Linked DNA regions of Homo sapiens: all the other regions are linked to region 3. A link is an interaction called in ENCODE POLR2A ChIA-PET data of the cell type or tissue named here. Cell type or tissue: CD4-positive, alpha-beta T cell. All regions are shown on one strand.

Evidence for each region. Peaks named below come from ENCODE experiments on the same cell type or tissue, not always from the same donor. Only the 100,000 strongest peaks of a DNase experiment are listed, where the experiment ranks them.
Region 1: POLR2A ChIA-PET joins it to region 3 with 20 read pairs; 8 of 35 experiments call an interaction of 5 or more read pairs at or near these places.
Region 2: POLR2A ChIA-PET joins it to region 3 with 15 read pairs; 11 of 35 experiments call an interaction of 5 or more read pairs at or near these places.

The regions. Positions count from the first base shown.
Region 1 is chr9:131,392,338-131,400,337 of GRCh38, reverse strand. PRRC2B (proline rich coiled-coil 2B) reads right to left here and starts at 6,252. Exons shown (of 32, transcript NM_013318.4): 1 at 6,075-6,252. RefSeq lists enhancers at 1,770-1,849, 3,467-4,228, 4,991-5,752, 6,879-7,028 and silencers at 5,559-5,848, 6,079-6,188, 6,219-6,408. In CD4-positive, alpha-beta T cell, no CTCF peak of the experiment used is centred here; DNase peaks (open chromatin) are centred at 1,887, 4,917, 6,287, 6,617 and 2 weaker places; H3K4me3 peaks cover 4,728 bases; H3K27ac peaks cover 4,080 bases.
Region 2 is chr9:131,368,637-131,376,636 of GRCh38, reverse strand. It overlaps a transcript of PRRC2B not described here. Among named protein-coding and RNA genes, the nearest start is that of PRRC2B, 21 kb to the left of the region's middle. RefSeq lists enhancers at 3,158-3,277, 2,770-3,293, 3,294-3,815. In CD4-positive, alpha-beta T cell, no CTCF peak of the experiment used is centred here; DNase peaks (open chromatin) are centred at 2,484 and 3,076; H3K4me3 peaks cover 1,721 bases; H3K27ac peaks cover 1,024 bases.
Region 3 is chr9:131,265,126-131,273,125 of GRCh38, reverse strand. The region is part of intron 1 of FAM78A (family with sequence similarity 78 member A); the gene reads left to right. Among named protein-coding and RNA genes, the nearest start is that of FAM78A, 7.4 kb to the left of the region's middle. RefSeq lists an enhancer at 1,987-2,106 and a silencer at 4,125-4,287. In CD4-positive, alpha-beta T cell, no CTCF peak of the experiment used is centred here; DNase peaks (open chromatin) are centred at 2,355, 3,965, 4,675, 6,715 and 2 weaker places; H3K4me3 peaks cover 7,362 bases; H3K27ac peaks cover 7,732 bases.

The DNA of each region.
Region 1 (8,000 bases), 130 kb before region 3:
CAAAAAAAAAAAGAAAGAAAAGAAAAGAAAAACAAACAGCCTGGGCAAAATGGCGAAACCCCGTCTCCACAAAAAAATACAAAACTTAGTCAGGCATGGTGGCGCATGCCTATAGGATCCCAGCTACTTGGGAGGCTAAGGCAGAAGGATCATTTGAGCCCAGGATGCAGAGGTTACGGTGAGCTGAGATCACATCACTGCACTCCAGACTGGGCGACAAAGTGAGACCCTGCCTCAAAAAAGAAAAAACTAAGAAAGAGACTGCCTTGGGCTCAAGGCTGGAGAGGGAGGTGACAAAGACTGAAGGAGACAACCGATCCTGTCCAGAAGAGAAGAACAAACCTGCAATCCTCTGACCCCAGAAATTCCACTTATGGGAGATAATCAGCCACGTGGACCAAGACTTAACATGCCGAGATGCTCCCTACAGTTTCTCTTATAGGAGGGAAAAGAGGGCAACAATAATCTAAATGTCTACGAATACAGGAGTCAATAAATTATGGCATATCCGTATAATAGCAATTATATAATTATAAAAATAACGTAGAGGAATACACTATAACATTAAAAGGGGAAAAGCAAGCTATCAACTGTGTATTCAATGTATATATACTATTGCTCTAATTTAGAAAACACAGACATTATCAGAGGAAAGAAACACACCAGCAACTTTACTGCAGTTAGCTCTGGATGGTGAGGTCACAAGTGATTTATATATTTATTTTGGCATTTATTCTTTTCAGTATTTTCCTTTTTTTTCAGATGGAGTCTCGCTCTGTGGCCCAGGCTAGAGTGCAGTGTCGTGATCTCGGCTCACTGCAAACTCCGCCTCCCGGGTTCATGCCATTCTCCTGCCTCAGCCTCCTGAGTATCTGGGACTACAGGCGCCCGCCACCACGCCCGGCTAATTTTTTGTATTTTTAGTAGACACGGGGTTTCATCGTGTTAGCCAGGATGGTCTCGATCTCCTGACCTCGTGATCCGCCCACCTCAGCCTCCCAAAATGCTGGGATTATAGGTGTGAGCCACCGTGCCCAGACTTTTTTTTTTTTTTTTTTTTTGAGACAGAATTTCACTCTGTCTCCCAGGCTGGAATGCAGTGGCACAATCTCGGCTCACTGCAACCTCCACCTCCCAGGTTTAAGTGATTCTCCAGCCTCACCCCTCCTGAGTAGCTGGGACTACAGGCACTCGCCACGGCATCCAGCTAATTTTTGTATTTTTAGCAGAGACGGGGTTTCACCATGTTGGCCAGGCTGGTCTTGAATTCCTGACCTCAGGTGATCCGCCCACCTCGGCCTGCCAAAGTGCTTGGATTACAGGCGTGAGCCACCGTGCCCGACCTACTTTTTATTCTTTTGAGACAGGGTCTCACTCTGTCGCCCAGGCTAGAGTGCAGTGGCATGATCACGGCTCACTGCAACCTCAACCTCCCAAGCTCAAGTGATCCTCCTGCTTCAGCCTCCCAAGTAGTTAGAACTACAGGCATGCGCCACTATACCCTACTAATTTTTTCTTTTAAGAGGCATTTTTTTATTTTCATCACATTGCCCAGGCTGGTCTTAACCTGGCCTCAAGCAATCCACCTGCCTTGGCCTCCCCAAGTACTGGGATTACAGGCATGAGCCACCTTGCCCTACCACAAGAAAAATGTATTTAAAGGGCCTTGTACAATGCCTGGCAAATGATAGGTGCTCAAGGAGTATCTATTGCCTGACAAGTCAATTAAAAATGCAATAAATACTGCTGCTGCAGCCCCACAGAGAAAAAGACTGATGGTTATCTTGGAAAGGAGGAAGACGGTCCAGACGGAAGCCACACAACTGGCTGCAGAGGTAAGAACGGAAGGAAGTCCTGTACAAGATGTGAAAGACCGCCAGCAACTTGAGATAGGCTTTGTTCTGCCAGCTACTCCTGCTGCACGCAATGCTTCACAAATCAGTGCTGCTGCCAGCACCTCGGAGGTGCACTTCAGCTCGGACGAAGGATGCTTCTCAGGTCACACAGAAAACCAACAAGTACAGCTGAGAACAAAGCTCAACCACAACTTCTGGCTCAAGACACTAAGACAAACCTACCTCCCAGCACAAAAGAGATTTCCCACGTGCCACCCAGAGGTATAAACAGTAATATCGCCAATGGCAAGGCCCAGGTCTGCCAGCTCCCAGGTGAGGAGGTCCAGTCTGAATGGCACCTTTTAAACCTAAAGCTAATGACAAACAATTCTATTTCACCAGAAACAAAGCTCACCATATCCCATGTCGCTCCCATCTCCAACACCACAGCCAGTGCCTGTATTTCTTTGTCCCAATGACAGACCCAAGTTTCCTGAGGCTGTACAAGTCCCAGAAATAATCTTAAAAAGAGATCAAGTTATGATCTGAAAAGAAGACAGTCTAGTTAGCCCTGCCTCCTTACATGAAATTTATTTAAAACCAAAATTACAAGATTTGGAGCACAAAGCCCATTGTCTGCTGGAAATGTTGTTTTTTGGGGAGAAATCCATTGTTTTAAAATCTAGTATAGATAGGCTCTATTTAGTACCTGTCCGCCCATGACAAGATATGTACATTTCACGGTAGGGAAGCCTCATTATTGAATTCAGAAATACATGAATTGACCCACCTGGCCTATTCTGGTTTGAAATAGAAACCAACACAGAAATGATCAATCTTAAGGGGTAGGATAATGAGACATATAACTAGCATACAGCCACAGCCATTAGCAACATGAGTCAGTACTTTGTGCAAGGCAAAAAAAAAAAAAAAAAAAAACCCTCAAAAGTACAATAAAATAATCCTTCAGGATAAAAAAAGAGAACTGAAATTCAAAAGAGGTTAGGAGTGTTGAACAGGAAAAAAAAAATTAATAACAAAAATCCCTCAGCTAAGCACAAGGCAAAGGGACCCATGCTGGAACCAGTTCTGACCTGCCATTCCTGAAATTCCACTCTCCCGAGGTTTCCTGGCTCTTCCTTCCCCAGGCTTTCTTTTTACCTATTTGGGCCCAGTGGAGGCTGGAGACGGCCACTGTACGAGATGGGACGCCCACACAGTGGGCTTAGGGCCTAAGGCAAGGGCATGCAATCAGCATTAGGGGGCCACAGATAACCAAAATTCACAGGTATGCAGAAGCTCATGGGAGAGGCAGCGACTATCTCCTGGCCTAACTAACCAGTTAACAGTATAGAGCCAGACTGGGCCCGAGTGAAGTCAGACAAAAAGGAAGGGCCAAGAGGCAGGAAGCGAGGAAAAATCAAAGGATGACAGGACCCTGCTAAAATATCTCAGTTCCACAGCTAGGAGGTCTGGAGGGGGTGCCACATTTTACCAAAAAACCAACAAGATGGTTGCGGGAATGCCAAAATGAACCAAAACAAATTCCCCAATAAAATGCAGAACCACTGCAGAGCCATTTACCAACAAGCTAACATGTTCAGCCAAGAGGTGACCTGGGTCTCAGTCCTCACTTGTGGCCAACACTGGGTTCAGTCTGTCTCCTGCTTCTTAGCAATAGTCCTTCCACACAATCTCAAACAGCAGACACCGAGATCTGGCTGAGCTCCCTAGCTGTACTAAGCCATTCTGGTGCTTCCAGGTAGATGGGTGATAGTCACCATAGCAAAACATTAGCCGGCCATAGAATTTGGGGTGGGGAAGTCACAGTTCCATCAACCAAGAGAAGAGGAAAAAATAAGCATTAAGAGAAAGAAGACCGGGCGCGGTAGCTCAGGCCTGTAATCCCAGCACTTTGGGAGGCCAAGGCAGGCAAATCACCTGAAGTCGGATGTCTGAGACTAGCCTGGCCAACATGGTGAAACCCTGTCTCTACTAAAAACACAAAAATTGGCCAGGTGTGGTGGCACATGCCTGTAATCCCAGCTACTCCAGAGGCTGAGGCACGAGAATCGCTTGAACCCAGGAGGCGGAGGTTGCAGTGAGCTGAGATCACATCACTGCACTCCAGCCTGGGCGACAGAGTGAGACTGTCTCAAAAAAAAAAAAAAAAAAAAGAAAAGAAAAGAAAAAAGAAGGAAGGGAAGGAAGGAAAAGGAAGGGAAAGGGAGGGAGGGAGAGAGGAAGAGGGCAAGGGAGGAAGGAAGGAGAAAGGAACCAGAAAAACAGATAATCAACAAACACATACATTTCATCACCTTCCTATGGAGAGAAAACAATTCACTGTGAATCTTAAGTGAGGCTCCCAAGAGCCCTAATAGATACCCAAGGCAGGCATAATTATTCCCATTTTACAGATGCAAGATCTGAGCCTCAGAGACTTGCTTTGTAAAGGTAACCCGATGAGGACCAGAATCCAGCTGCGCAGGCTCCAAGAGACACACTTGCCCAAACAAGTAGAAACTCACTCTCAGATGATTATCTGCCAATCCCCAAGGAAAGCAGTTATCCTCAGAAGGCAGGACTCCTTGGGCGTCTGTTTGTCCTGAGCATCTCGTACTGTTCTAACCCTGCCTTAAACTGACCAACTGCCACACACTCCGGGTCTACTAAGTTCTAGAGACCTCCAAATGCTACTTTTTCCCATCCCTGCCTCCCGAGAGGCTCAGCACTGTATAAGCGCCCACTAATGTTTGGGCCTTGAATTCCTTCTGTATTGTCCATGCCTTAGGCCAGCACCTGTGGCATCCATGGGCACAGTTTGGCTCTATGGGTGGCACCACAAGGGGCTCACGTCTGTCCTAGGACTTGACAGCAGTTATACCAACAACCGTAGGAGGAACCACTAACTGTGCCAGGCCCTCTGCTAGGCCCTTCACCGCTGCCCAAACCTGCCAGGTGGAGGGTGCACGCCCCGATTTATGCAGATGAAGCCTCAGACAGCCCCAGAGTCACTAGGTTTACGGAAGAAAGAAGCAGGATCTGCACCCCAATGCCTGGGCCTCCCCAGTCCCACCTTACACCACAGCGCTGTGCATAGACATGACTAAATGGCTGCAGCGAGATTCGGAAAAACCATGCTAAGACCGCACACAATTGGTTACAAAAACCAAACTGGATGACACTGTACAAAGCCACATCAAATGCACACTAAACCTTAAAGAAAAAAAAAATCTTAGGGAAAGTTTAACAGTCCTGTAAACCAAAGGCATTTAAAGATTTCTCCCAGGAAGCCATTTAGCAAAAGACACTCCCCAGCCCCCCTTCTCCCACTTCCTTCAAGCTCACCACTGAAAACACCTCCAATTCTTGCCTAAAGGTGGGCTCCGACCTCCCACGATATTTAGAAGGAGGAAAAAAGAAAAAGGAAAAAAATCCACCTCTTAAGGCAAATCCACTCTTCAGAGGCCCACAGTTTCAACAGGGCTGAATTTCTCTCCTGGGGGTTGAGGGGAGGCAAAAGAGGAGGAAAAAAAAAAAAACCCCATCTGGCAGGCCCCGAGTGGCGACATCCTGTTTATTATTAAACATTTTTAGCATGGAGCATTCAGCATTTCGAAAATAACCCTCTGGTTCCCGCACTCACACCGAGACTGGGCGGCCGCTCGCCTCCCTCCCCCAGCCGCCAACTTTAGCGCCGCCGGGGCCCGGCCCACCCCGCGCCAGGAACGGCCCCGCGAACGCCGCTCAGCGCCCCGGACCCAAGGCCCGACCCCGCAGGATCCCGCCTCGGGCGCGCTGCTCCGTCAATTGGGCGGGGCGGGGAGCAAAGACGCCGGCCCCAGAACCCCGAGACCCGGCTGCGGGCCCGGGACCCCCGCCCCTCCGGCCTCTGCAGCCCGGCCCGGCCTCGGGGGTACGGGGGTGGCGGGCGAGCCCTGAGGGAGTCGCGCGGCCCCTGGACCCCGCCCGAGCCTGAGGCCGCGCGGCGCCGCCACAACAATGGCGAGCGCGCCCGGGCCCGCCGCCCCCAGGCCCCGCGGCCTCCCAGCCCCGCAGCCCCGCGCCCGGCGGGAAGGAGGCGGCGGCGGCCGCGCTCGCGGACAAAGGTCGGGCAGGGCCGCAGGGCCCCCGGGCCCCCGGCGGCGGCCGCGGGAGACAAAGCCCGGCCGGGCCGCGCCGCCTCCATCTTAGCGCCGCCGCCCCCACGCCCCGGCCCCGGCCCCGGCCCCGACCCACCTGGTCTGGTTCCGCGGGCGCGGCCGGGCCGGGCGATGGCAGTCGGGCGGCGGTCGGGCACGGGGGCGGCGGGATGGCGGCGGATTGCGAGGCGGCGGCGCGGGCTGCTCGCTCGCTCGCTCCCTCCCTCCTCCCGGGCTCGCTCGTCGCTGCGCGGTGGAGCCTCGGCGCCTGTCTCGCCGCTCGCTCCCTCGCGCTCGGCTCCCCGCCCCCCGCCTGCCGCCGCCCCCGCCTCCTCGTCCTCCTCCTCCCGCCGCCGCCCGCAACCTGGGCCCGCGCAGCGCCCCCTGCCGCGCCTCCCGGGAGCGGCGGCCTTGGGATCGGCCCGGGGGCCGGGCGAGGGCTGGGGCCAGGGGGGAGGGGCGGGGAGCGGCGGGAGGGGGCTGGGAGGGGGCTGGGAGTGGGGAGGGGCCCGGGGACGGCGGGAGAGGCGGGAGAGAACGGGGCAGAGCGGGGATCGGGGAGGAGACCCGGAGGAGGGGCCAGGAGCCAAGAGAAGGGGCCTGGGAAGGGCATGGGCCCGGCCTGGGCCCGGGGGAAGGGCGCCCGGAAAGAGGGGGAAGGGATGGAGGGGGCAGTGACGGGGGAGCGAGCCCGGATCTCCGCCCCCTCCCCCTTCAAAACTGCAGCGCCTCAGAACAGACTAAGCCCGGATTTTGTTAAAATATGTATACGGTATATGAACGGAAAGGAAGCAGAAATAATACTTTTTTCATTTCAAAAGCAAGGTTGTTGCACAATATGGGTACTTTGTCCCATTTTTACAAAATGAAAACTAATAAGCCCCTCCTCTTGAGTGTTGTGTGTTTGTGTGATTGCAAAACAAAAGGTCCGGGAGACTGCACTCCTGTCTTGGTTACCTCCGTGGTTTGAGGTTGGGAGAGCGGAGGAGGGTTCTTACTTTTTTAGACACCTAACCAACTATAAAAGCAATTTCAAAAAGCAAATACAAAAAAAAAATGTTAGGGCCTGGCACCCAAATCATCCCACCCTCTTCCAGTCACGGTTGCTCTAAGCACCAGCTGCGGGCCATGCCCTATGCTAAAGCACGTGGTTTGTCTCACTTAATCCTAACCCAGGGGCAGATATTATTGTTCTAATTCACAGGTGAGACAAAGGAGGCTTTGAGAGAATGTGCCCCAGGCCACACTGCTGGACCCAGAAGGAAAATTAACCCACTTCAGCCTAACTCCAGAACTGAGGCTGGTGAACAAAGCTTAGTTTTTGGGGAGTAGAATTCTGGATACTTTTATAGCCTTATTTATAATTCTCTGAATTTTCCTACATTTTATCCATGGTCATTTTCAGTGTTATCCTTTTTTTCTTTTTTCTTTTTTTTTTTTTTTGAGACAGTCTCGCTCTGTCCCCCAGGCTGGAGTGCAGTGGCACAATCCGCAATCTCTGCTCACTGCAACCTCCAACTCCTAGATTCAAGCGATTCTCCTGCCCCAGCCTCCTGAGTAGCTGGGATTACAGACATCTGCCACCATGCCCAGCTAATTTTTGTATTTTTGGTAGAGATGGGATTTCACCATGTTGGCCAAGTTGGTCTGGAACTCCTGCGCTAAAGTGATCCACCTACCTTGGCCTCCCAAAGTGTTGGGATTACAGTGCCGGCCACTCTGTTTTACATCATCAAATCTGCATTATTCCCCTGCCAATGTCTTCAATATTTCGCTATCTCTACAAAACAGGGAGGATGTAACCCTAATTTTTGTTTTCGATTTTGTTCCTTGACCATCTTCAGGAAGGCCATAGAATTGGCCCAGTGCTCAAAACCCAGCAACTAATAAAAATGATAGAAGGCAAATAAACAAATAAAAAATAAATTAAATAAATAAACTGAGCCTCAGGTTCTTCATCTGTAAGGCTGGCGCAGTGGCTAACACCTGTAATCCCACCACTTTGGTAGGTCGAGGCAGGTGG
Region 2 (8,000 bases), 100 kb before region 3:
ACTCCCACTTCCAGTTGTGTTAACAAGGAAACACAGGCCGGGAAGCATGCCCATCACTCTGGCCTCATTCCATCATCCATACCTGTCTTATGGCCCCATCTAACTACACAGGGGGCTGGGAATTGTAGTCCAGTGGTGTGCCCTGGAGGAAAAGTAAATGAGGATTGCTGAACACCCAGTAGTCTCTGTCACAGCTACTGTTTACTGAGACTCTACTACATGTCTGGCACCATGCTAAGCATGCTACATGCATGTTATCATTTCATCCTTTTTTTTTTTTTTTGAGATGGAGTCTCACTCTGTCACCCAGGCTGGAGTGCATTGGCGCGATCTCCGCTCACTGCAACCTCCACCACCCAGGTTCAAGCAATTCTCCTGCCTCAGCCTCCCGATTAGCTGGGATTACAGACGCGCGCCACCATACCTGGCTAATTTTTTTGTATTTTTAGTAGAGACGGGGTTTCACCATGTTGGTCAGGCTGGTCTTGAACGCCTGACCTCAGGTGATGATCCACCTGCCTCAGCCTTCCAAAGTGCTGGGATTACAGACGTGAGCCACCATGCCCGGCCTTTTTTTTTTTTTTTTTTTTGAGACAGTCTCACTCTGTTGCTCAGGCTAGAGTGCAGTGGCGAGATCTCAGCTCACCGCAACCTCCGCCTCCTGGGTTCAAGTGATTCTCCTGCCTCAGCCTCCCAAGTAGCTGGGATTACAGGCAATCGCCACCATGCCCGGCTAATTTCTGTATTTTTAGTAGAGACAGGGTTTCATCACAATGGCCAGGCTGGTCTTGAACTCCTGACCTCAGGCTGGTCTTGAACACCTCAGGTGATCCGCCCACCTAGGCTGCCCTAAGTGCTGGGATTACAGACCTGAGCCACCGCGCCCAGCCGAATTTCATCCTTAACATCAGTTCTCATTTACAGAGGAGGAAACTGAGTCTCAGAAAGTTTAAGTAAATTTTATAAGGTAAAATGTGCATGCTTGGAGAACCAATGTGGAACAAGAGCCTTCTGACCCCAAAGCCTGTGGCAGACAATGAAATAAGGACAGATAACATGGCGAGCTCCTACCTGCTCTGAGACAACACCCATTCCCTCAACAGCATCATTTATTAAGTGCAGATTATGGATTAGGCATTATTCTAAGCACCTTCATAATAACTCATTCAATCCTCACAAAAACCCTGCTAGACAGCTACTGTTAATGCCCTTATTTTTTTATTTTTTTTATTTTTTTTGAGACAGAGTCTTGCTCTGTCACCCAGGCTGGAGTGCTGTGACGCAATCTCGGCTCACTGCAACCTCCGCCTCCCGGATTCAAGCAATTCTCCTGCCTTAGCCTCCCGAGTAGCTGGGATTACAGGTATGCACCACCATGCCCGGCTAATTTTTATTTTTAGTAGAGACGGGGTTTCACTATGTTGGTCAGGCTGATCTCCAACTCCTGACGTCGTGATCCACCCGCTTCGGCCTCCCAAAGTGCTGGGATTACAGGCGTGAGCCACAGCACCCGGCCAGTGCCCTTATTTTGAAGATGAGGAAATTGCACAGAGAAGTTATGTGACTTGAAGTCACTCAGCACATGTATGGAAGGGACAGGACTCAAACCTGGGTAGTCTGTCTCCAGTCTACCTACACATTAATTGCCCAGCTTCTGCCTCTCTACAAACAATGAAGTGAAGTGTTGTGGGGCAGAGTCTCCTAAGAGAGGCAGTGGTACCCTGGGGAGGGTGCAAGCTGGTCCCCTGGGATGTGTGTGGGAAATATGATCCTTCTATTTACATTTATCTGTTATCTTAAAAAAAAAATCGGCTGGGCATGGTGGCTCACGCCTGTAATTCCAGCACTTTGGAAGGCCAACATGGGCAGATCACCTGAGGTCAGGAGTTCGAGACCAGACTGGCCAACATGGAGAAACCCCGTCTCTACTAAAAATACAAAAATTAGCTGGACGTGGTGGTGCATGCCTATAATCCCAAACTACTCAGGAGGCTGAGGCAGGAGAATCACTTGAACCCAGGCGGCAGAGGTTGCAGTGAGCCAAGATCACACCACTGCACTCCAGCCTGAGGGATGGAGTGAGACTCTGTCTCAAAATAAAAATAAAAAAAAAAAGAGCGAGGTTAAACTTTACAATATGCATTATACAGACTGATGCCGAGTGGCGTTCAATCTGTGTAATACATGTTAGCAAAATTTAATATCATTCTGACTTTTTTCTTTTTTTAGAATACAGATAAACATAAACAGAAGGCGTCACCTGCAACTCTTGGATAAGTGAATCAGTGCAGTGTGTTTAGTTTTTATTTATTTATTTATTTATTTTGAGACAGAGTCTCCGCTGGGCGCCACCGCACCCAGCCACAGTGTGTTTAGTTTTAACCACACTAACTCACAGTATGGACGAGTGATTTTCTTTGGTATTTTTAAAATTGATATAGGTCTTATTTGGGGGGTATATGTGTTATTTTGATACATGCATACAATGTGTAATGAACGAATCAGGGTGACTGAAATATCCATTACCTCAAACGTTACCTTTTCTTTGTAGACGAGCGATTTTTTTTTTTTTTTTTTTGAGACGGAGTCTCGCTCTGTCGCCCAGGCTGGAGTGCAGTGGCGCAATCTCGGCTCACTGCAAGCTCCGCCTCCCGGGTTCACGCCATTCTCCTGCCTTAGCCTCCGGAGTAGCTGGGACTACAGGCGCCCGCCACCGCGCCCTGCTAATCTTTTGTATTTTTAGTAGAGACGGGGTTTCACCGTGTTAGCCAGGATGGTCTCGATCTCCTGACCTTGTGATCCGCCCGCCTCGGCCTCCCAAAGTGCTGGGATTACAGGCGTGAGCCACCACGCCCGGCCTAGACGAGCGATCCTAAAAGATCCACGCAAAGAAACGACGGCTCACCTGGCGTGGGTGCTGCCTCCGCCTTCAGCACCCACCCTCCCTCACGCACGCCCAGAATCGCGGCGGCCCAGAGCGGAAGGCGGGGCCTGTGGCCACACCCCTTCCCTATTCCCCGCCTTCCGCGCATCTTCCGGGAGCGACTTTGGCTGCATCGTTTTGCGATTGGGAGAGCTGCGGGATGTCGGAAGGACGTGATTGAATGAAATAGCTGCCTCTCATCCATTGGCCAGCTCCGATTGGCCGAGATACCGCCATGGGTTTTGACGAACTTTCACGCCAGCTGGGCTGAGATGCTAGCAGTTGACTCCCGCAGGGTCCCGGCGCCGGCAGCCGTGCTGCGTGTGTTGGGTAGTGCGAGGCGGTCCAGTGCAGCGACAGTCCGGCTCGAGGGCGGAGGGCCAGCCGAAGCGGGGTGGTGGCCGCTGCCCCGGGAAAGACTGTCCAAGATGCTGACAGGAGCTTTGGCTCGTGAGATTGAGAGGAAGTCAGACGCCGTGGTCTGTGTAACCCCCCAGTAAGGTCCCCAGCTTGCAACCGAATTCGGAACCTAGACTTGGAGCCTTCTCCGAAAGCAAATGGACACAACCCATCAGCGGCAGCACACAAACTTGAGTCTGTCGTGGCAGGTGGCGCTTCTGCGGCAGAGCAGTGATCCGCTTGTAGAGATTTATGAGCAAAGGAACCGGAAGAAAAAAATCAAAAAGCTAATTGCTAAAGGCCGGGCGCGGTGGCTCACGCCTGTAACCCAACACTTTGGGAGGCCGAGGCCGGTGGATCACGAGGTCAGGACTTCGAGACCAGCCTGGCCTACCTGGTGAAGCCTCGTCTCTACTAAAAATATAAAAATTAGCCGGGCATGGTGGTGCACGCCTGTAAACCCAGCTACTCAGGAGGCTGAGGCAGGAGAATTGCTTGAATCCGGGAGGCGGAGGTTGCGGTGAGCCGAGATTGCACCACTGCACTCCAGTCTGGGCGACAGAGCGAGACTCCGTCTGGCGGGGTGAGGGGGAAGCTAATTGCTGACAGCGAGGTCTCTCGGTTACAAACCCATCTCCAGAGCCAAGTGGGGGAATTGAGGACATTTGGTCAAAGGAGAAGGATCCAGAACTGTGACCAGCAGAAATTGGTGCATGGCCTCTCATTTCTGTAGTTTTTTATCGGTGGGGGAAAAAGAACAAAACCAAAAACTCCCTGTCCTCGACATAATTCTCTGTAGGAGAAGGAACCTCTGTGGGAATGAGCTTATCTGCAAAGATCATCGTGAAGTTGTTAAAGAAGTTAAATGGAAGACTCGCAAGAAATTCATCACAACAAAAAGCTAAACGTTTTTTTGGATGAAGATTTGTTATCTGTGAGGTGTATGAGGCCCAGGAGAGATCCGGTTCATTTTCTGAGAGAAGATTTTTGGAAGGTTTATATGAATTCTCAGTCACGCTGTACTTTCTGGTGTGATAAAGCTAGGCAGTGGCAAGAATGGCAACAGCCTGAAAACATGCAAAATTTCCATGTTATCAGAAAAACAGGAAAGGATAATGGTAGATCTTACTTCTGATGCCACTTGTTTATTATATTTAATAAGCTGACACGATCCTGTCTAGTGAAAATCCCTGCACGCAGTGCCCCTTGGGCTTGCTGAACAAGGGTAACATGCCACCGGAAGTATATAATGATACCAAAAGATGAAGTCCATCAGTCAGTCACCTTCGTGATAATATCTCCAAGGGACCTAGGGAAATAGTGAGGCTTATGCATATAAAGAGACACCATATGAGGCAGAAATTAGGTGACTTGAACAGCATTCTGCTTTAGAGTTGTTTTGAAAATACTCCCGGCCGGGCGCGGTGGCTCATGCCTGTAATCCTAGCACTTTGGGAGGCCAAGGCGGGCGAATCACTAGGTCAGGAGTTCGAGACCAGCCTGACCAACATGGTGAAACCTCGTCTCTACTAAAAATACAAAAATTAGCCAGGCGTGGTGGCATGTACCTGTAATCCCAGCTACTCAGAAGGCTGAGGCAGGAGAATCGCTTGAACCTGGGAGGCGGAGGTTGCGGTGAGCCGAGATCGCGTCAGTGCACTCCAGCCTAGGTGACAGAGCGAGATTTCTTGTCTCAAAAAAAAGAAAGAAAGAAAATACTCCCAAGTCAGATTTTTTTTTTTTTGAGACATAGCCTCACTCTCTCCCAGGCCGGAGTGCAGTGGTACAATTAACAGCTCACTGCAGCCTCAACCTCCCAGGCTCAAGAGATCCTTCCATCTCAGCCTCCTGAGTAGCAGGGACTACAGGCATACACTGCAATGCCAGGCTAATTAAAAAAAAAAAAATTTGTAGGCCGGGCACGGTGGCTCAGGCCTGTAATCCCAGCACTTTGGGAGGCCGAGGCAGGCGGATCACGAGGTCAGGAGATTGAGACCATCCTGGCTAACACGGTGAAACCCCGTCTCTACTAAAAATAGAAAAAATTAGCTGGGCATGGTGGCAGGTGCCTGTAGTCCCAGCTACTCAGGAGGCTGAGGCAGGAGAAGGGCGTGAACCCAGGAGGCGGAGCTTGCAGTGAGCCGAGATCGCGCCACTGCAGTCCAGCCTAGGCGACAGAGAGAGACTCTGTCTCAAAAAAAAAAAAAGGAAAAAAAAGCATATTTTGTAGAGACTGGGATCTCACTATGTTGCCTAGGCTGGTCTCAAACTCCTAAGCTCAAGCAATCCTCCCACCTCAGCCTCCCAAAGTGCTGGGATTATAGGTATGAATGCCCAGCCCCAAATTAGGTCATTAAGAGCATTCCAGATCATTAAAATTATCTAGGGAGATAAAAACACACAGGATTGTTCATCAGTGTAGGAACACCCAAAAGTAATCTTCAATTGTTTACTTGTATCTTGGTAACCAAAGACCATTGTGTTCTTCAGAACCAGTAAGGGGCATGCATGCTGAAACATGAATAGTAACTCATACTACACAAACAGCCAGTGCACTCTGACTTCACGTCCTAGCCCTGTGCAGGTGCTTTACATGCATCAATTCATTAAATCCTTACGACAACCCTCTGCAGCAGGTACTATTATTACCCCACTTTATTTTATTTTTATTTATTTATTTATTTTTTTGAGACAGGGTCTCACTGTTGCCCAGGCTGGAGTGCAGTGGTGCGATCTCGGCTCACTGCAACCTCCGCCGCCCAGGTTCCAGTGATTCTCTTGCCTCAGCCTCCTGAATAGCAGGGATTACAGGCGTCTGCCACCATGCCTGGCTAATTTTTGCATTTTTAGTAGAGGCAAGGTTTCACCATGTTGGCAAGGCTGGTCTTGAACTCCTGACCTCAAGTGATCCATCTGCCTCGGCCTCCCAAAGTGTTAGGATTACAGGCATGAGCCACTGTGCCCGGCCTTATTGCCCCACTTAAGAAATGAGGAAACTGGCCAGGTGCAGTGGCTCACACCTGTAATCCCAGCACTTTGGGAAGCTGAGGTGGGCGGATCACAAGGTCAGGAGATCGAGACCATCCTGGCTAACACGGTAAAACCCCGTCTCTACTAAAAATACAAAAAATTAGCTGGGCGTGGTGGCACGTGCCTGTAATCCCTGTGACTTGGGAGGCTGAGGCAGGAGAATCTATTGAACCTGGGAAGTGGAGGTTGCAGTGAGCCAAGATCATCACACCATTGCACTCCAGCCTGAGTGACAGAGCGAGACTCCATCTCAAAATAATAATAATAATAATAATAAATGAGGAAACTGAGGACTAGAGAAGTAATTTTCCCAGCGAGTAACTGACTGAGCCAGGATGTGAACCCCTATGCAGCTTATCACAGACCTTCTGCTTTCTGTTGTGCTGCAGCACCTCACCAAGGTGACACACAGGAACTTGGCCAGGCAAAGAATGATGGCACATTTACACCATGGTGAGTTTTTGTAAAATTTATTAAGAGATTTTTGAAATGGATCCATTGGCCAGGTGCAGTGGCTCATGCCTGTAATCCCAGCACTTTGGGAGGCTGAGGCGGGAGGATCACCTGAGGTCAGGAGTTCGAGACCAGCCTGGCCAACATGGTGAAACCCCATCTTGACTAAAAATACAAAAATTAGCTGGACGTGGTGGCGGGCACTTGTAATCCCAGCTACTCAGGAGGCTGAGGCTGGAGAATTGCTTGAACCCGGGAGGAAGAGCTTGTAGTGAGTGGAGATCGTGCCATTGTATTCCAGCCTGGGCAAAAAGAGCGGAACTCCGTCTAAAAAAAAAAAAAAACAAACTATCTTTGTCCTGTTAAATAGAGGATCTTGGACATAGTTAAACTTTTCTTTTTTTTTGAGACAGAGTCTCGCTCTTTCACCTAGGCCGGAGTGCAGTGGCACTATCTTGGCTCACTGCAAGCTCCGCTCCTGGGTTCACGCCATTCTCCTGCCTCAGTCTCTGAGTAGCTGGGACTACTGGCGCCTGCCACCGCACCCGGCTAATTTTTTGTATTTTTAGTAGAGATGGGGTTTCACCATGTTAGCCAGGATGGTCTCAATCTCCTGACCTCATGATCCGCCCGCCTGGGCCTCCCAAAGTGCTGGGATTACAGGCGTGAGCCACCACGCCTGGCCCAACCTTTTCTTAATAGCTTAGCACTATTGTTAGTATTTATAACCTGTCTTAGCATGTCTGGACCGCTATAACAAAATGTCATAAAATGAGTGGCTTACAAACAACAGAAATGTATTTCTCACAGTTCTGGAGGCTGGGAAGTTCCACGAGCAAGGTGCTGGTAGATTCATTGTCTGGTGAGGGCCTGCTTCCTGGCTCAGAGACAGCTGTCCTTTGGCTGTGTCCTTACATGGTATCCACCTCTCGTGACTTAATCATCTCCCAAAAGCCCCATTGCTCTCTTTATTTATTTATTTATTCATTTTTGAGACGGAGTCTCGCTCTGTCACCGGGCTGGAGTGCAATGGCATGATATCAGCTCACTGCAACCTCTGCCTCCCGCTTCATGCAATTCTCCTGCCTCAGCCTCCCAAGTAGCTGGGATTACAGGTGCATGCCACTACACCCGGATAATTTTTGTATTTTTAGGAGACACGGGGTTTCACCATGTTGGCCAGGATGGTCTCAAT
Region 3 (8,000 bases):
TCAACAGAATCATCCTAAGGGGCCGAGTTACCAAAGAACAGAGTCCCGGATTCAACCTGCACCCTTGAAGGGCTCATGGAGAAGGCCAGGATGCGGCCTTGCTTTAGCTCCTTGCTGAATGGAAATAGAAGCATTTAGGTGGGATTTAGTTATCTTTTTTTTAATTTTTATTTATTTTTATTTATTTATTTTTGAGACAGAGTCTTATTCTTGTCGCCCAGGCTGGAGTGCAATGGTGCCAATCTTGGCTCACTACAACCTCTGCCTCCCGGGTTCAAGTGATTCTCCGGCTCCAGCCTCCAGAGTAGCTGGGATTACAGGCATGCGCCACCATGCCCAGCTAATTTTTATATTTTTAGTAGAGACGGGGTTTCACCGCGTTGGCCAGGATGGTCTCGAACTCCTGACCTCAGGTGATCTGCCTGCCTTGGCCTCCCAAAGGGCTGGGATTACAGGTGTGAGCCTTGGGTGGGATTTAAAACCCCCTTCCTGTCTCCCCTGCCCCAGGCCTCCTGTGATGACTTCCATTTTCCAAGTTTTTAAGCCTTGTGGCATGAAAAGGAAAGGGAACAGTGGTTGGGGTGACCAGAAACCCCAACCAGCCCAGAATTGTTCCTCTGCTCTGCCTGGCCCAGGGTCAGGTAATTCTGTCTGTGCTGGTGGGGGGTGTCCTGTGCATGGTAGGGGGCTGGGCAGCATCCCTGGCCTCTACCCACTCCATGCCAGGAGCACATCCCCGCAAGCTGTGACAGTCAATAATGTCCCCAGGGAGGGCCTGATGTCCCCAGGAGGGGCTATGAAATCACACCTAGTGGAGAACCACTGGACTTGACCCAGACAATTCACATCCTTAAAATGAAACCCAGGCCCTGTGCTTTAGTGGCCCGGGGAAGGGACAGCTAGGTAGCGAGAGCTAGGTTAGGGCTTTCATTCTTTACAAATGGGCTTGTATCCAAAATGTTAATTCCAAATACTTAACCAAAATCCATAATACCCCCAAACGTTATCCCTGCTTAAAATTAATCCCTAAGCCAAGAGGATAACTTTTTAGAATGACATTCTGGGTTTGAAATATTTGAAATGGAACAATTAAAAAAAAAAACCACCATCTCAATAATACCCTGACTTTTGCAGACAGAGCTGGAAAAGAGTGAGTTTCTCTGTGCCAGCATGAGAGGATTCTATATGGCTTTGGGTCCAACCCACATTGCTTTAAAAGCCAACCCCCCCCATCCAAATTGTTGGAGACACCTGCCTCCACAGCCCGGCCCCCGCAATTCCTCAACTGCCACCTGTCAGCTGGCACAGAGTCTTCTAAGTGACAAGTCACAATTTCTCGCCTGTGTGGGAGAAGTTCCACGTTGTCCCTGGTTTGCCCTTCTCTGGAGCCCCCTGGGAACCTGGCCCACAGCCACGCCCATGGCCAAGGCCAAGGTCAGGGGCAGTTTATGGCTCAGGATTCTGCCAAAGGGCAGACTGGGCGGGGAGGAGGGGGAGCAGCTCAGATAGAAAGGGTTTCTTTGGGTGGATGGGGACACTACCCCATGCCCATGTATGGCAGGGTGTGAACTCCAGCTCCCAACCCTTGGGCCAGCCTCTTAACCTTTCCAAGCCTCACTGTTCCCATCTATGACATGGGAATATGAGTCTTCTCTCATAGGCTTGTGATGATAAGACCTTAGCCCAGCACCTCACGAATACCAGGCACTCAATATATGGTAGCCGTCAATACCATAGCTATGAATCGTAATACTAATAATGTCTTATGCATTATGCGATGCCTGTCGGAGTCACCGGAAAGGTGGCTGCCTCGTTGCTGTTGTTACATTATCCCTTCTCCTGGGTTTCAGATACCTGTCTATAGCATGAGTGCTGTCACTGTGTTATGAACGGCCAGTGGTCAGCCTGGACTACACAGTGAAACCTTGTCCCTACAAAAAATACAAAAAAATTAGCCAGGCATGGTGGCATGTGCCTGTAGTCCCAGTTACTTGGGAGGCTGAGGTGGGAGGATCACCTGAGTCTGGGGAGGTCAAGGCTGCAAGTGAGCTGTGATTGCACCACTGCACTCCAGCTGGGGCAACAGAGTGAGACCACATCTCAAAAAAAAAAAAAAAAAAAAAAGACTGGTGGGAAAGGACAGGGCAGGGGTGGAGGGACCGCTGGGTGCCACCCTGTCCTGCTGGGATGACGCTGAGAATGGCTGCCTCGGGCGCCTTCCCACCTGCCGTCTCCCAGCGTCCTCCCCAGGAGCTCAGGAAGGCCTCATTTTATGATGTGGTCACAGCTTCTAAGACCTGAAGCTGGTTGCCAGAGCAGTGTTGCTCAGCGCCAGCAGATCTGGGGACAGGCCATGGAGGAATGTCCCTGTTGACCACGTGGCCTCTTCCTGAAGCCGGGGTCTGAGCGTCAGTTGTGCAAAGAACAATTGAGGAGGAGGCTTCCTCTCTGTAACCGGAAGGCGGCCTCCCCCATCTGCTGGGCCCTGGCGGAGGCAAGGGCGGGGTGGGTGGGAGAGGGAAGTCCTTGTTTCAAGGCTTTGGGGTGGGAGGAAGTAGGGGGGATGACCCAGCCTAAAGAGAGCTCCCCCAGGACCAGCCCTGGCCAAGGGATTGCTGCAGCCCTCATCCACCTTCCAAGCACTGGAAACAAACATTGGAGACCAAGTGAGGCGTCACTCAACAGCCGTAGTAATCAGGGAAATGACAAGTTACATACTGATATCCTTTGTTTTGCTGATTGGAGTTGGGTGCATTGAAAAAGATCAGTCGTGCCCAGTGTTTGGGGGAAGGAAGCGTCTTCACCTGTTGTTTGTGGGAGGACAGTTGAGGCAGGTGAGGATGCTGAGAGGTGAGCTCAGCTGTGCCTGTTACCGTCCACATGTGCAAGCCCTTCAGCTCGGTGGTTGTACTTGTTTTTGAGATGCAGTTTCACTCTTGTCACCCAGGCTGGAGTGCAGTGGCATGATCTTGGCTCACTGCAACATCCGCCTCCCGGGTTCAAGCGATTCTCCTGTCTCTGCCTCCCAAGTAGCTGGGATTACAGGTGCCTGCCACCACACCTGGCTTTTTTTTTTTTTTTTTTTTTTATTTTAGTAGGGATGGGGTTTCACCATGCTGACCAGGCTGGTCTCAAATTCCTGACCTCAAGTGATCTGCCTGCCTCGGCCTCCCAAAGTCCTGGGATTACAGGTGTGAGCCACTGTGCCCGGCCTGTACTTTTAGAGCCTCTTGTAGAAACTTTGTGCCCCTAGCTCAGGGCCTGCATATTGGAGGCAAAAAAATAATCTACTGAACAAGTGAGTTAATGATCACGCGAAGGGGAGAAGCAGCACATAAAGATGCACATGGGCTGGGCCCGGTGGCTCACGCCTATAATCCCAGCATTTTGGGAGGCTGAGGCAGGTGGATCATCTGAGGTCAGGAGTTCGAGACCAGCCTGGCCAACATGGCGAAACCCTGTCTCTACTAAAAATACAAAAATTAGCTGGGTGTGGTGGTGCGTGCCTTTAATCCCAGCTACTCAGAAGGCTGAGGTGCAAGAATTGCTTGAACCTGGGAGGTGGAGGTTACCGTGAGCCGAGATCACGCCACTGCACTCCAGCCTAGGCAACAGAGCTAGACTGTCTCAAAAAAAAAAAAATGCACACGTGAGGATGTTAACTCCAGCACGGCTCCTAATAGCAAAAAGCCAGGAACAACTCAAGTGTCCCCTCAAGAGGGAGTGAAATTATGCTCTGCCTGCAGTGCAGACTCTGAGGCAGGGCCATAGGCGATGAAGACAAGTGGGGAAATGATACATTGTTGTTACATTTTTGTTTAAAGTTATCAAACAATATGTAGGGTAGTAACCCATTTTTGTTAAAAAGAAAATACTGAAGTTGGGAACATATCCTGTGTGTGTATGCAGAGAGCAAGGTCTCAAAGGATGTTTACCAGAGTACATGGGGCACATGGGGAGGGGCGCATGGGGAGGTAGGTTTCAGTTTTCACTTGATACACTTCTTTTTTTTTTTTTTTTTTTTGAGACGAAGTTTTGTTCTTGTCGCCCAGGCTGGAGTGCAGTGGTGCTATCTCGGCTCATTGCAACCTCTGCCTCTCGGGGTTTCACCATGTTAGTCAGGCTGGTTTTGAACTGACCTCAAGCAATCCACCTTCCTCTGGCTCCCAAAGTGCTGGGATTACAGGCATGAGCCACCGCGCTCGGCCTAAGAGCACTTCTTTTTTTTTTTTTGAGACGGAGTCTCGCTCTGTCGCCCAGGCTGGAGTGCAGGGGCGCCATCTCGGCTCACTGCAAGCTCCGCCTCCCGGGTTCAAGTGATTCTCCTGCCTCAGCCTCCCGAGTAGCTGGGACTACAGGCACCTGCCACCATGCCCGGCTAATTTTTTTGTATTTTTAGTAGAGACGGGGTTTCACCCGTCTCTGTCTCGATCTCCTGACCTTGTGATCCGCCCGCCTCGGCCTCCCGAAGTGCTGGGATTACAGGAGTGAGCCACTGTGCCTGGCCAAGCACTTCTTTTATAACTAAAATTAAACAGGCGCTGTTGGTCTTTCCTCCCCTTGTGAGATCCCAGTGATCCACAGCTGTGCCTGGGTTAAGGGGAGTGGGGTTGGCAGGGAGAAGGTGTCTGGGTCCCAGAAGGAATGGGGTTTGTTGTGGTGGGGGAATCCCCGTGGGCAGGCCCTGTGGGAGGCGAGACCTCCAGCCCCTCCCTCAGCTGGTGAGCAGGTACTGGGGAGGCCAGGAGAGCAGGGCCTGGTGACCCGGTGGTGGTGGGGACAGCCCAGGGGGGCGGCAGTGCGGGGGGGATGTCAGGAACCCAGGATGCCTGTCCAGTGTGGAATGGGGGCTCTTGGGCATTCGTTTCTGTAAAATTGTAAAGCTTTTACAGAATGAGTACTTTCTGCAAATTTTATCAGATTATAAAATCCATACTGTTGGGGAGTAGGTAAAATAATTCCTAACTTCCTGCCCAGCCTGTGTGAGGGACTGAAACCAGGACTGAGCGGGAGACTGTGTGACATGGGCAGATCCTTGCCCTGGAGCCTCAAGTCTTTTTTTTTTTTTTTTTTTGAGACAGAGTCTCACTCTGTCGCCCAGGCTGGAGTGCAGTGGCGCCATCTCGGCTCACTGCAAGCTCCGCCTCCCGGGTTCATGCCATTCTCCTGCCTCAACCTCCCAAGTAGCTGGGACTACAGGTGCCTGCCACCACGCCCAGCTAATTTTTTTTAAAATATATTTTTAGTAGAGACGGGGTTTCACCGTGTTAGCCAGGATGGTCTCGATCTCCTGACCTTGTGATCTGCCCGCCTCAGCCTCCCAAAGTGCTGGGATTACAGGCGTGAGCCACCGCGCCCGGCCTGGAGCCTCAAGTCTTTATCTGTAAAGGTGTTTCTTAAGGTGCCCAATGTGAGCCACTTGTAGGAGGTGGGATAATATTTGAGTAAATCATTTAAGGTTAAGGCTAAATTTTATTTTAATGCAACATATTTATTGCCTATTAGAACATATATCTGTATATCTGTATATATAGCATATCCAACCTGTTATTTCAAAGTTGTTTCTAAATTTAGTTGATTTTGTTTCTTTCAGAGACAGGGTATCACTCTGTTGTCCAGGCTGGAGTGCTGTGGTGCAATCCTAGCTCACTGCAGCCTTGACCTCCTGATTGCTCAAGCAATCCTCCCACCTTAGCTTCTCGAGTAGCTGGGAGTATAGGGACGCACCACCATGCCTGGCTAATTTTTAAGTTTTTCGTACAGGCGAGGGTCTCTTGCTTTGATGCCCTGGCTGGTCTTGACCTCCTGGGTTCAAGCGATGCCCCCTCACCTCCAGCCTCAGACTCCCATAGTTGAGTCTTTTAAAAGGTGATCAGGCCAGGCACGGTGGCTCATCTCAACAGCTTGCGAGGCTGAGGTGAGAGGATCGCTTAGGTTCCATTAGAGGCTGGTGGGGTAAGAGCTGGGTCAGGTTGGGGACCTTGGCCCAGTTACTTCCCAGTTGTGTGACCTTGGACCCGGCCTCTCACTGCCGTAAGTCTCCTCTGTTAAATGCTCCCCACAGCCCCGGCCCCAGGGAGGTGTGGTGCCTGGCGCAGCCCGTGTGCTCAGGGAGTGGTACCTGCTGTCACCGCGTGCTAAGGTGACTGTCCAACAAGAGGCTTTTGCAGCTGCAGCCCTGCAGGATAAGCAGAAGCTCAGGGCAACTTTGGGGGCCCTGGACTCCTCACAGAGATGCCCTGTGGGCTTCGAGGGAGACCCAGCGTGCACTGACAGCCACTGATCCTGGCCACAGACATTATGGTGCCTGAAGCTGGGCCAGGTGCTGTGATACATCCCAGATATGTGGTGATGGGCGAGGCAGGCCTGGCCCTGCCCTCACGGCCTCGTGGTCTGTCTAGGGTAGAGACTGGCAGCAGATGAGTGCATCAGTATTTAATCACCCTCATGAACAGGCCACGGGGCAGTGGGATGAGATCCAGTGGCGTTGAATAGCAGGAGGCACCTGGCCCATGTGGAGGGTCCAGGCAGGCTTCTTTGGGGTGGTGGCTGCAGAGCTGAGTGATGAGCAGCTATGAGAGAGGAGAGGAGGAGGAAGTGGGGGGGAGGAGGAGGAAAGAGGAGTGGAGGAGGAGGAGGATGAGGATGAGGACGAGGATGACGCTGCTCCCGGTAGAAGGCCCTGAGAGGGAGGAGCATGGCCCACTGCAGCAGCTGAGAATGGCTGGGGCCCTGGAGCCCAGGGAGGGCGTGTGTGTACATGCACGTGTGTGTGCTTGTGCTGTGCACGTGTGCACACACGCAGGGCTCTAGGCTTCAATTGCGTCGGTTTTAAGGGCATAGGGGAGTCATGGCCGGTTTAACAGGGTTGGAGCCATGCCATCGGATTTGTGTTTTTAGAAGATCCTTCGGGCTGCTTCTGGGAGGGGAACAGATTGCAGGAGGCTGGGAGACCAGGGAGGGGTAAGGCCATGGTGGAGGCAGAGGAGGAGAAGGGGCACAGCCTGGAGGGGCGAGGGAGAGTCCAGGATGGCGCTGTGTCCCGGAGACACAGGCCTCCCCGTTGCCAGCCAGGCCAGTGGCTCTGTCCACCCATGTCAGGGCTTCGTGAGACATGGAAAGCAGGTGCCCTGCAGATGTTTGTTGGGTGGGTGATGATGGGACTCAGGACAGGGACGCTGCGGGAGGCTGAGGAAGCCACTTCAGCCCGGGAAGCATTCTGACGCCTGGGTTCCAGCCTGGACTTGCCTGCTGTCCTTTGGGGTCCCTAGGAGGATGGGAGTGTGACAGGTGGCTCTGCCTGCCTCTGCCCACAGCCATGGAGGTGAACGGCCTGCTGGGCTCCTAGACTGGACAGCTGTCCGGGGCCTGCACTCAGAAGGGCCCTGAGCGTGGTTCAAGGCTCTGCCGTCTCAGCATTGAAAATCTCAGGTTGTTTACAGCCAGGTGCGGTGGCTCACGCCTGTAATCCCAGCACTTTGGGAGGCCGAGGCGGGCAGTCACCTGAGGTCAGGGGTTTGAGACCAGCCTGGCCAACATGGTGAAACTCCGTCTCTACTAAAAAAATATAAAAATTAGGCCGGGCATGGTGGCTCACGCCTGTAATCCCAGCACTGTGAGAGGCTGAGGTGGGTGGGTTACCTGAGGTCAGGAGTTCGAGACCAACCTGAATAACACGGTGAAACCCCATCTCTACTAAATAATTAGTCCGGCATGGTGGCACATGCCTGTAATCCCAGCTACTTGGGAAGCTGAGGCAGGAGAATCGCTTGAACCCAGGAGGCAGAGGTTGCAGTGAGCTGAGATCATGCCATTGCACTCCGGCCTGGCCAGGAAGAGTGAAACTCTGTCTCAAAAAAAAGGAGAAAGGTGGTTAAGATATTGCTTAACTTTAGACTTTTAAGTTAAAAATAATCGGAAAATTTCAAGGACAACTACTAAGAGAACAGAATTAGAATGTTTAAATCCCCAATAAGTACCAAGAAGAAACAGAAGAAAAA